Regions from separate parts of the Mus musculus genome. Here region 2 is linked to region 1. The links are chromatin contacts, found by Hi-C or POLR2A ChIA-PET in ENCODE. All regions are on one chromosome and are shown on one strand. The core of a region is the stretch at or near the end of the contact, and the rest is flanking DNA. Distances in the headings are between cores, read along the strand shown.

Region 1 (4,304 bases), core at 592-3,091:
ACACAAATTGTTCTTTTCTTATTGAATTTTTGGACATCAAACTTGATAAATATGCATACAAAGCAGATGAGTTTTCTATATACAAATAGCATTTTTGCCTGTTAATGAACTAATTACTTTCTGCTTCTAACAAGTCTTATTCCTTTTCTTTTCTTTTGCTTTTTTCCCTCTATTGTACAAGTGGGCACTTTAAAACAATATAAGCTTTTCAACCTTTATGTTCATTTCAGAGTCCACATTTTAAAATACCTCATATCAAAATTTTCTTAAGCATATGTAGAACATACCTAATAGATCTTTATTTTTGTTTCTGATATTTTTACTAATCTATCTATCTATCTATCTATCTATCTATCTATCTATTTATGACCATTTAATGAAAGTTTCAAGTTTCATATTCAAATCTTTTCCCCACTCTCATCTGCTAGTTCTTACTTAGGTCTTTTATAAATTAGTGGCACTAAAAACATCTCATTGTTTTGAGGTTTCTTATTACTTAATGTCAGTTCTTTTGAAGTATGTGATGCTGGAGATCTGAGCCTTTTATTATTTTCCTTCATAAGTTACACAAGAAAAATTTTGCCTATTCTATTGTTCTTATTTCATGTTTACTTTGACTTCATCCCCCCTTATCTATATTGTTTGATTATGTTCCTCTTATCTTGTTTTATCGTTGTTGGATTTATTTAGTTGAGACTTATATTTTGAGTTGGATGATTATATCATATGCTTTCAGAGTTTTTTAACCTTAGGTTGTGAGACTCCTTCCAATAAAATTATTTTTCTGAGCATAATTTCATTTTTTTAAATAGTAAATAAAATATTTGAAGCATTGCTAATTCAAGTTAGTGGGTGAGGAAAGGAAGAAAGCATGATTATTACTAAAAATAAAAACCCACGTAAAACTATACTATAAAATTTAGTATGCCACTGTAGTAAGTACATGTAGCAGTGTAGAACTACATATAAAATTATTAGCCCAATAGTATATATCTGCAAAATGAAAAGAAAAAGAAAAAGAACTGGCTCAGTGCAGAAATGGAAATGAGACACTTTGGGGTGCAAAGAGGAGCTGGTATTATGAAAAGCTCTGTAGAGCAGAATGGGATGAAAAGGAAGGCAGGGAACAAAGGGTCTCCGAATCCAACCAACAGAGAAAAGTTAAAGCCTGGGTCATTCTCAGACCTTGCCTTATTAAGTCTTCATCAGGGTTGGGCAAAGTCCAGGCTTCTACATTGTTGGGGGTCCGGGAGAATGTAACAAAGGCAGGAAAGTGAAAGGCTCTGAGTAGCCTCGGGGCAGGGGATTCCCTCCTAATTAAAGTGCACGCAAATTAACCCTTCAAGGGAAAAAAAGACCCAAAGAATCCTGTCAGATCTACAAGCATTGAAGGAGAAACGCTTTGGCAGGGACACTGTCCGATCTTAAAAATTAGTAGCCTATAAACAAACGACAGAAGAAACTGAAAAATAATTTTTAATGTGAGTGAAATGTTTTATGTTCAAGCAGCAGACGGTAAAGGCAATGTGTGTAGCGTTTTCTTAACACACACACACAAATAAACTGCAATGTATACAACTGAAACCTGGAGAGTTTAAAACATCAACCTTGAGGGGAAACACTGTGGAAACGGGGATTGGGGGGTTCAGAGTCGCACTTAGAAAGCCGGCAGAAGCCCATCCCAGTGTCTCAAGCAGAAACAGGCACGCGAAAAACATGGCGGAAGCAACTTCCGGTGAAGCCCTAGGAATGGTGTTACAACCGGAAGTGTCCGCCTGCCTGTAAACAGGTAGGAACTAAAGTTTCCAGGGAACGGGGAGCAGGTGGGAAGACAAAAATCGATGCACTTCGCTCCGAGAAGAAGCTGGTCGAGCCATCTCCAGCTCCGCAATTCAAGCACAAAAAAGATATAATATTCGGGTTTTTGGACAGTGTTAGAGGCACGCTGTAAGATGGAAGAGTCTACAGCTCCCATTGAGGCCCACGCGGCCGCCGGCGCCGAGGCAGGTGCTGAAGGGGGGGAGGGTGTGTCTGTTCCCCCCCCTCCTCAGTTTGAGGCTGCTGGAGCTTCTGCGGGAGTCAGCTCGGCCCCTCTGCAGCAGGCATCGGGTCTGGCACCGCTCCTGGTGACTCCAGGCCCAGCGATCCGGCGCGCGGCGAGTTTGAGGCCAGCGCCAGCCGAAGGGGGCGGGGCCCGGTCTGGTCCGGAGCGCAACAGTGGCAGCTGGACGAAGCAAATCCTCTGCAGGTATTATCTGCATGGGCAGTGCAAGGAGGGCGATAACTGTCGCTACTCTCACGACCTTTCTGGGCGGCGGAGATCTAGGGGGGGGCAAGATGCTCAGCCTCGGGCCTCTGCAGACAGAGGACCCAAGATGGCCACTCGCTGGGAGCCCCCGACTCAGGAAGTGGCGGAAGCCCCCCCTGCTGCATCCTCAAGCTCCTTGCCTCTGATTGGCTCGGCTGCTGAAAGGGGCTTCACTGAAGCTGAGATTGACAATGCAGGCATTCGCTCAGCTGCTGAAAGGGGCTTCTCTGAAGCCGAGATTGACAATGCAAGCCTTGCAGCAGGTGCTGCAGCGGGAGCGGGTGCAGAAGGCTGGGAGGGGGCAATTGAATTTGTTCCTGGACAGCCTTACCGAGGTCGCATGGTCCCCCCGCATGGTCCCGAGGCTCCTCTGCAGAGCCCGGCAATTGAGAGAGAGCATATGGCTATGGGCATGGGGATGCCGATGCCAGTGCCAATGCCAATGCCAGTGCCAATGCCAGTGCCAATGCCGCTGCCGCTTTGCCGCTATGCTGCCCGGGGACAATGCCTCCGTGGGGACAGGTGTGCATACCCCCATGGAGAAATATGCGACATGTGCGGGCAGCAGGCCTTGCACCCTTGGGATGCAGCTCAGCAGGAAGCTCATAGAAGGGCCTGCGTTGAAGCACACGAGAGAGATATGGAACTCTCTTTTGCTGTGCAGCGCAGCATGGACAAAGTGTGTGGCATCTGCATGGAGGTGGTCTATGAGAAAGCTGACCCCAGCGACCGCCGCTTTGGCATTCTTTTCAGCTGCAACCACACCTACTGTCTTAGGTGTATCCGCAGGTGGAGAAGTGCCACACAGTTTGAGAACAGGATCAGTAAGTCCTGCCCACAGTGCAGGGTCTCCTCTGGCTTTGTCATTCCTAGTGAGTTTTGGGTGGAGGAGGAAGAGGAGAAGGAGAAACTTGTTCAGCAGTATAAGGAGGGGATGAGCCAGAAAGCGTGCAGGTATTTTGCTGGAGGCCTAGGTCACTGCCCATTTGGAGAATTCTGTTTTTACAAGCATGAATACCCCGAGGGCTGGAGAGATCAGCCTCCAAGACCAGATGGTGGTGGATCATCAAGCGCATACTGGCATCAAGTTTTGGAGCCTGTGCAGTTGCGAGAGGGAAACGTGCTGTTTAAAAGCCGTAAAAAAGAGCATTCTGTGCTTCGCCTGGCCAATCAGTTGCTTAAGAAGTTGCTTTGCCTGAGAGGCAGTTCTTCCTTCTCTGATGACCGTTGGCTCTTGCTTCAGTACCAGCTGGAAGAATATTTCAGTTTGAATCTGTAGTATCACGCTGTGGCATGTGGTCTGGTCTGCTAAAGCTCTGTTGTCTGCTGTTGCTTATTCCCCTTTATTGACTGAAAAACCCTATCGCTTTCAAAGGCTACTGAGGCAATCTTTATGCAGTATTGCTGTTTTCTTCTCTATTTCCTATTTCTTCTTGCTAGGATTGTGATGTTTCTCTGTGTTACAAAATAACAAGAAATCTTATAAGTATTGTTTGGTGGAATTAATATTTCTGTCAACTGATGACTTGTGATGTCTTTTTTCCAACAGGATTCAATCACTTCTAGTCTAGTGTTTACAGTTTCTCATTGTGAAGTCCCTTAAGAGTAAATGTGACAAGGTGACAAAAGTCTTTAACTGAATTATGAGCTTTTTGCTATATAGCCTTAAAAAAAATGGACCCTTACAGGACCTTGCAGCTGCTGTCTGTGTTTGTTTACATGTTTGTTTCTTCCCTTCTCTTTCAAGTGCACTTGTTAACTTGTGGTTACTTTGTGGTTCTGTTTTACTTGACCAAAATGAGGTGCATATGTTTACATGTTTTTATCCTGTTTGGCTTGATGTGAAATTATTTATATTTGGAAATATATATTTAAGAATGATATATATGCGTATATGTATACAAAGATGTATTTGAAAAAAACTGGAAATAAATATACACCATAATATATATGTTTGAAGTATTGAAATAAATGCAGAACTGAAAGCCCAGTGTTA
Region 2 (4,304 bases), core at 753-3,252, 44 kb before region 1:
ATAGTCTATGATGTGAAAGTGTAAAACAAATAAACCTTCCCTACTGCAATGCGCTTTGCTTCAGTTTGTTTCATTGCAGCAGAAACCCTAACTAAGACACTAGTGTACTCATTATAAAAACAGTAAGAAACTAGTATGTCATGTTGTGATTCTATGGCGTTTCCCCCCCCAAAGGAATTTATTTATCGATGGAACCAACTTCATCCAGGATTGTGTAAGGGCAGCCCATTTTGTTGGATAAATGATTAAGCCTCAAAAAAGTCTCATTTCTTCACTACCAACACAATGCTATGAATAGCATTGTGAATATGAACAACAGCATGAGACCAATATACTTTCACAACTCCAAAAAATGTTTAAGGGAAGGCACTTGAGAAACTATAGAAAACAAGGCAGCAGCATGCGGAGCTCAAGGCCAGCCTGATCCACATTGCAAGAGTAATTCAAACTCTTACCCACAAGATAAAGTTGTGGATTTCAAGGGCTGTTTCCAAAAAGTGTGACGAAGTAACAATGTATGAACTTTCCATTTATGCAATTCCAAAGACATATAGACTTACCAAGAGAAGAAGACGGATGTTTCTAGGTGAATATGTCACAAAATCTCTTAACAAACAAATAAATATCCTTCAGCCTTTAAAGGAAAAGATAATATAAAATAAACAAGTGAGGCTTACCTCAAATGTTCAAGGCTGATTCAACACTTTATAACATTGATTCATTCATTCATCTTATCCATGCCTGAAAAAGGAAAAAGGGACATTTTAACACATGAAGAACCCCCAGTTTTATAAAAGCAACACTCAGTCCTGTTACAAACTATAAAATAAAACTATAAATAGAAGGGATTTTCTCAAACTCATAAAGTGTCATGTCCCATGATGACTAGAAACTATTCTTTCGCTATGAGAACAAACAAACTTGTATCAGTAAAAAGAGTAGGCACAAATATGTAATTCAGAATGGAAATCCTGGGGATAGATTGAGAGTGAGATCATCAGTCTATTCTGACAACAGTATAAAAGTATAATAATCACAGAGCAATTACTTTCAAGAAATGATGATGGAACGAGAAGCACCCTTATAAAACTGTGAGCCTTGATAATGATATGGCACACGCATTCAGAATGAGTCAACCGCAAATGAGTTTATTGGTGAGATCTCAGAGCAAACAAAGGGTTGATTCATCAAGCATGAACACTTACGAGTTAGGCTTCTCTAAAACAGTTCAAAATTGAGATTCTATAAGAGACAAGTTTCAACCTTGGAGCATACATATTTACAACAAAAGAACATCAGTATAGAGTGATTAAAAACCACAACCAAATAAACAGAAAACTCACTGAAGAAAGGAATTTGAAAAACTAATATAATTATCCAAGTTCCCATTCAGTGGGTGTCAGAAATCTTGTTTTAGATTGATATTCCCAACATTCTTTCTACTATCAGCAAATGACAATGTAGTACCCTCTTTGCCCTTAAAGAGCAAAATGAGAACTATGTAAAAATCTAGTTGGCTCTTAAAGTAAGATTACAGTTTTTTTCTCAAATGTATGTTACTATTTCATGTCTCCAATGTGTGCTTATTTGTCTCAGATGCCCATTCTAATTTTCTTGCTCACTATAGCAGATAAAGCTGGGTTGGAACATGTCTATTCATCTAGTGTTTTTATGGAATCGTTACTTTCTTCTATGAAACAAAACAGAAAAGTTTTTACAACATTTTAAATCACTGTAGTTTTAGGTACAAACTTAAGGCATCTCATTCTGTTTGTAATTGTTTGTATACTAAACCGAGCATCGTCTGCCTTCTGGTGGCCCGTAAGTTGAACAACAGTTTCTTTGAATTCTGCTAGAGGAATTTCAGCATATATGAGTCCCTCTGGTGGCAATGATTAGAACAGCAGCTGTAAGAACTTTTCAAAAAAAAAAAAAAAAAGTTCACTTCTCTTAATCAAGAATGAGAAGCCCAGGTTCCGGCTCCCGCGGCTCTAAGGCGCGCGCTGTCCCTGCCCGGAGGTCCCAGCTTCCGCGTCCCAGACTTGGCCTCCACCCAGCCTGGGCCTCCGCCCCGCTCCCTTCCCAGACGCGTCCCGCCGAGCCCGCGGTCAACCGAGCCGCCAGTGACGCCCGCACAGCCACGGGGACCCGGGCGGGGGGAGCCATGCCGTGCCGGAGGGAAGAGGAAGCCGGCGACGAGGCGGAGGGGGAGGAGGACGACAACAGCTTCCTCCTGCTGCAGCAGTCCGTGACTCTGGGGGGCTCTGCCGACGTGGACCGGCTCATCGCCCAGATCGGCGAGACGCTGCAGCTGGACGCCAGGCACGATGGCCCGGCCTCGCCATGTGCTGCCCCGGGCCCCCCGCCCGCGCCCCCGCGGGTCCTGGCCGCGCTGCCGGCGGACAAGGCCGGGGCCCCAGCGAGGCGGCTGCTACGGAGAGCAGCATCAGCGGAGGCCGGGGACCCTGCGCCCCCGGGGGCTGTGCGCTGCGTGCTGGGGGAGCGCGGGCGCCTGCGGGGCCGGGCGGCGCCCTACTGTGTGGCGGAGATCGCCCCGGGCGCCAGCGCGCTGCCCCAGCAGCTCGGCCTTGAGGTATCCCCGGGGATGGGCAAAGTAAGCATCCCGCAGCCACTGTCCGGCCGGTGCCGGCGGGGTTGGCTCCGGAACGCAGCCGCGTCCCGCCGCCAGCAACAGCGACGCGGATCTCAGTCGGAGACCCGCACGAGTGACGGCGACCCGCCCCGACTCCTGCAGCAGCTCCTTCTTTCGGGAAACCTCATCAAGGAGGCGGTGCGGAGACTTCATTCGCGAGGGCTACAGCTACAGGCAAAGCTTCCCGCTCACTCGTTCCTCGGGCCTTTGTCAGCCCCGGTGCATGAGCCGCCTTTGCCCGGGAGCCCCCGTGCAGCCTGCAGCGACCCTGGCGATTGTGATGGAGGGCACAGCTCAGAACTAGGGACGACCTTCTTGTCCCTGGCAGCTAATAACCCCGGTGGCCACAGCACCAACCTGTAGCAGGGGACCAAGGGATTCACCCAGGACTTCACCCAGCTGGGGCTCGTAGAGGAAAATAAGCTAAGGAAGACAGCCGAAATATCGCAAATATTTCCATGAGTTGAGAGACCCAAACTGTTTGAAACCCACGAGTTAGGTTTGTTTTAAAACATTATATAGGTAGAGCGCACCGCAGGCTGTCAGCAGGACTTCTTTTTTTTTTTTTTTTTTTTTTTTTTTTGGCATAATCCAACCTGGTCGCTACAATTCCGCGCAGACTCTCCGGGCCAAGCAGGCACCACGTGGCCACGGTTCATGCTCTCAGAATCGACTCAGCCAGCTATGGAACGAAGGACAATGATCCCCGTTACTTGCTGTACTTTCCAGGACTGGTTCCTGATCCACTTTGGGGGAGGAGGAAACAGGAATGGACATAATTTCGGGGAGCGCCCCGAAATGCCACACTTGAACATTTTATGACAGTTAAAAGACCATCTCATCTTTTGCGGTGCTGGTTTCAATGTAAAACATGAGGTACCACGAGAGGACCCTCTTGGGGCTGAATAGAAGTAACCGTTATTTGTCTGTCCCCTCTTTTTTCAAAGGGTTGCTGTTAGCAGAGTGTTGAAAGAAAGCTGTATCCCATGAGTGTAGGGCGGGAGGCAGCAGTGAGCAGTGCTGGGTGATGGAAGGGCATGGCGAAGCACCGAGTGAACCCTCCTGCCTTTGTAAAGTGTGTTTTTAAAGGACACCCATTCCTCTTTGGGTTCAAGGTCAGTTTCCTGGGTGTGTTCCGTGTAGTGGGACTTCAGCACAGACACTAACCGAATTGCCTTGCTGAGGGATGAGCACACTGTTTTGCAAATGCTGGAGTCCTTTAAGGGCTCTCCTGCCATCTCTGGGAGGGGGTGGGGTGGCTGGTATTGAGTGTCTGTGCTTCTGGCCCGAGGCCCCCTCCCCTTCCACTCCTTCCAGCTTCCAGACAAACTGCCTGGAGACAGTGACTGCATTCCACCTTTTCCCCCTTGTTTCTGCTGCTCTACTCAAGTGGGGTGACGCTGCTGATGCTAGGGGCCCGGATAGGGGGCTGGGGAGGCTTCTCATAATGGGCACTCCAGGGACACAGTCTCACACAACCGTGTATAATGAGCTCTAGGGGCCGGCTCTGCGGGGAACAGCTGCAGTTCTCTGGATAGACAGAGTTGATTTCCTCCTTCTGACCCTCCCCCAGCTGTGCCAGCTGGCCTTTGTAAGGGAAGGAAACCTAGTAAAAAATGTGACCTTCCAAAGGGGAAAGCTGCAGGCTTTT

What was found. Hi-C counts contacts between places; a loop is a spot of excess contacts on that map. ChIA-PET counts read pairs that join two places held with the same protein, here RNA polymerase II (POLR2A).
Region 2: a loop to region 1 is called in a map of heart, with 2.5 times the contacts of the local background. The contact joins the promoter of Peg12 here to the promoter of Mkrn3 in region 1. A Hi-C loop is called at or near these places in 2 of 37 maps with a recorded cell type or tissue (both heart). POLR2A ChIA-PET finds 5 or more read pairs at or near these places in 3 of 5 experiments (Patski and embryonic stem cell).

What each region holds. Positions count from the first base shown.
Region 1 is chr7:62,417,690-62,421,993 of GRCm38, reverse strand. It overlaps Mkrn3 (makorin, ring finger protein, 3), which reads left to right and starts at 1,841. Exons shown (of 1, transcript NM_011746.3): 1 at 1,841-4,304. The coding sequence starts at 1,953. The coding sequence ends at 3,587. The region is part of intron 1 of Gm32061 (predicted gene, 32061); the gene reads left to right.
Region 2 is chr7:62,462,208-62,466,511 of GRCm38, reverse strand. Peg12 (paternally expressed 12) reads left to right here and starts at 2,002. Exons shown (of 1, transcript NM_013788.2): 1 at 2,002-4,304. The coding sequence starts at 2,165. The coding sequence ends at 3,016.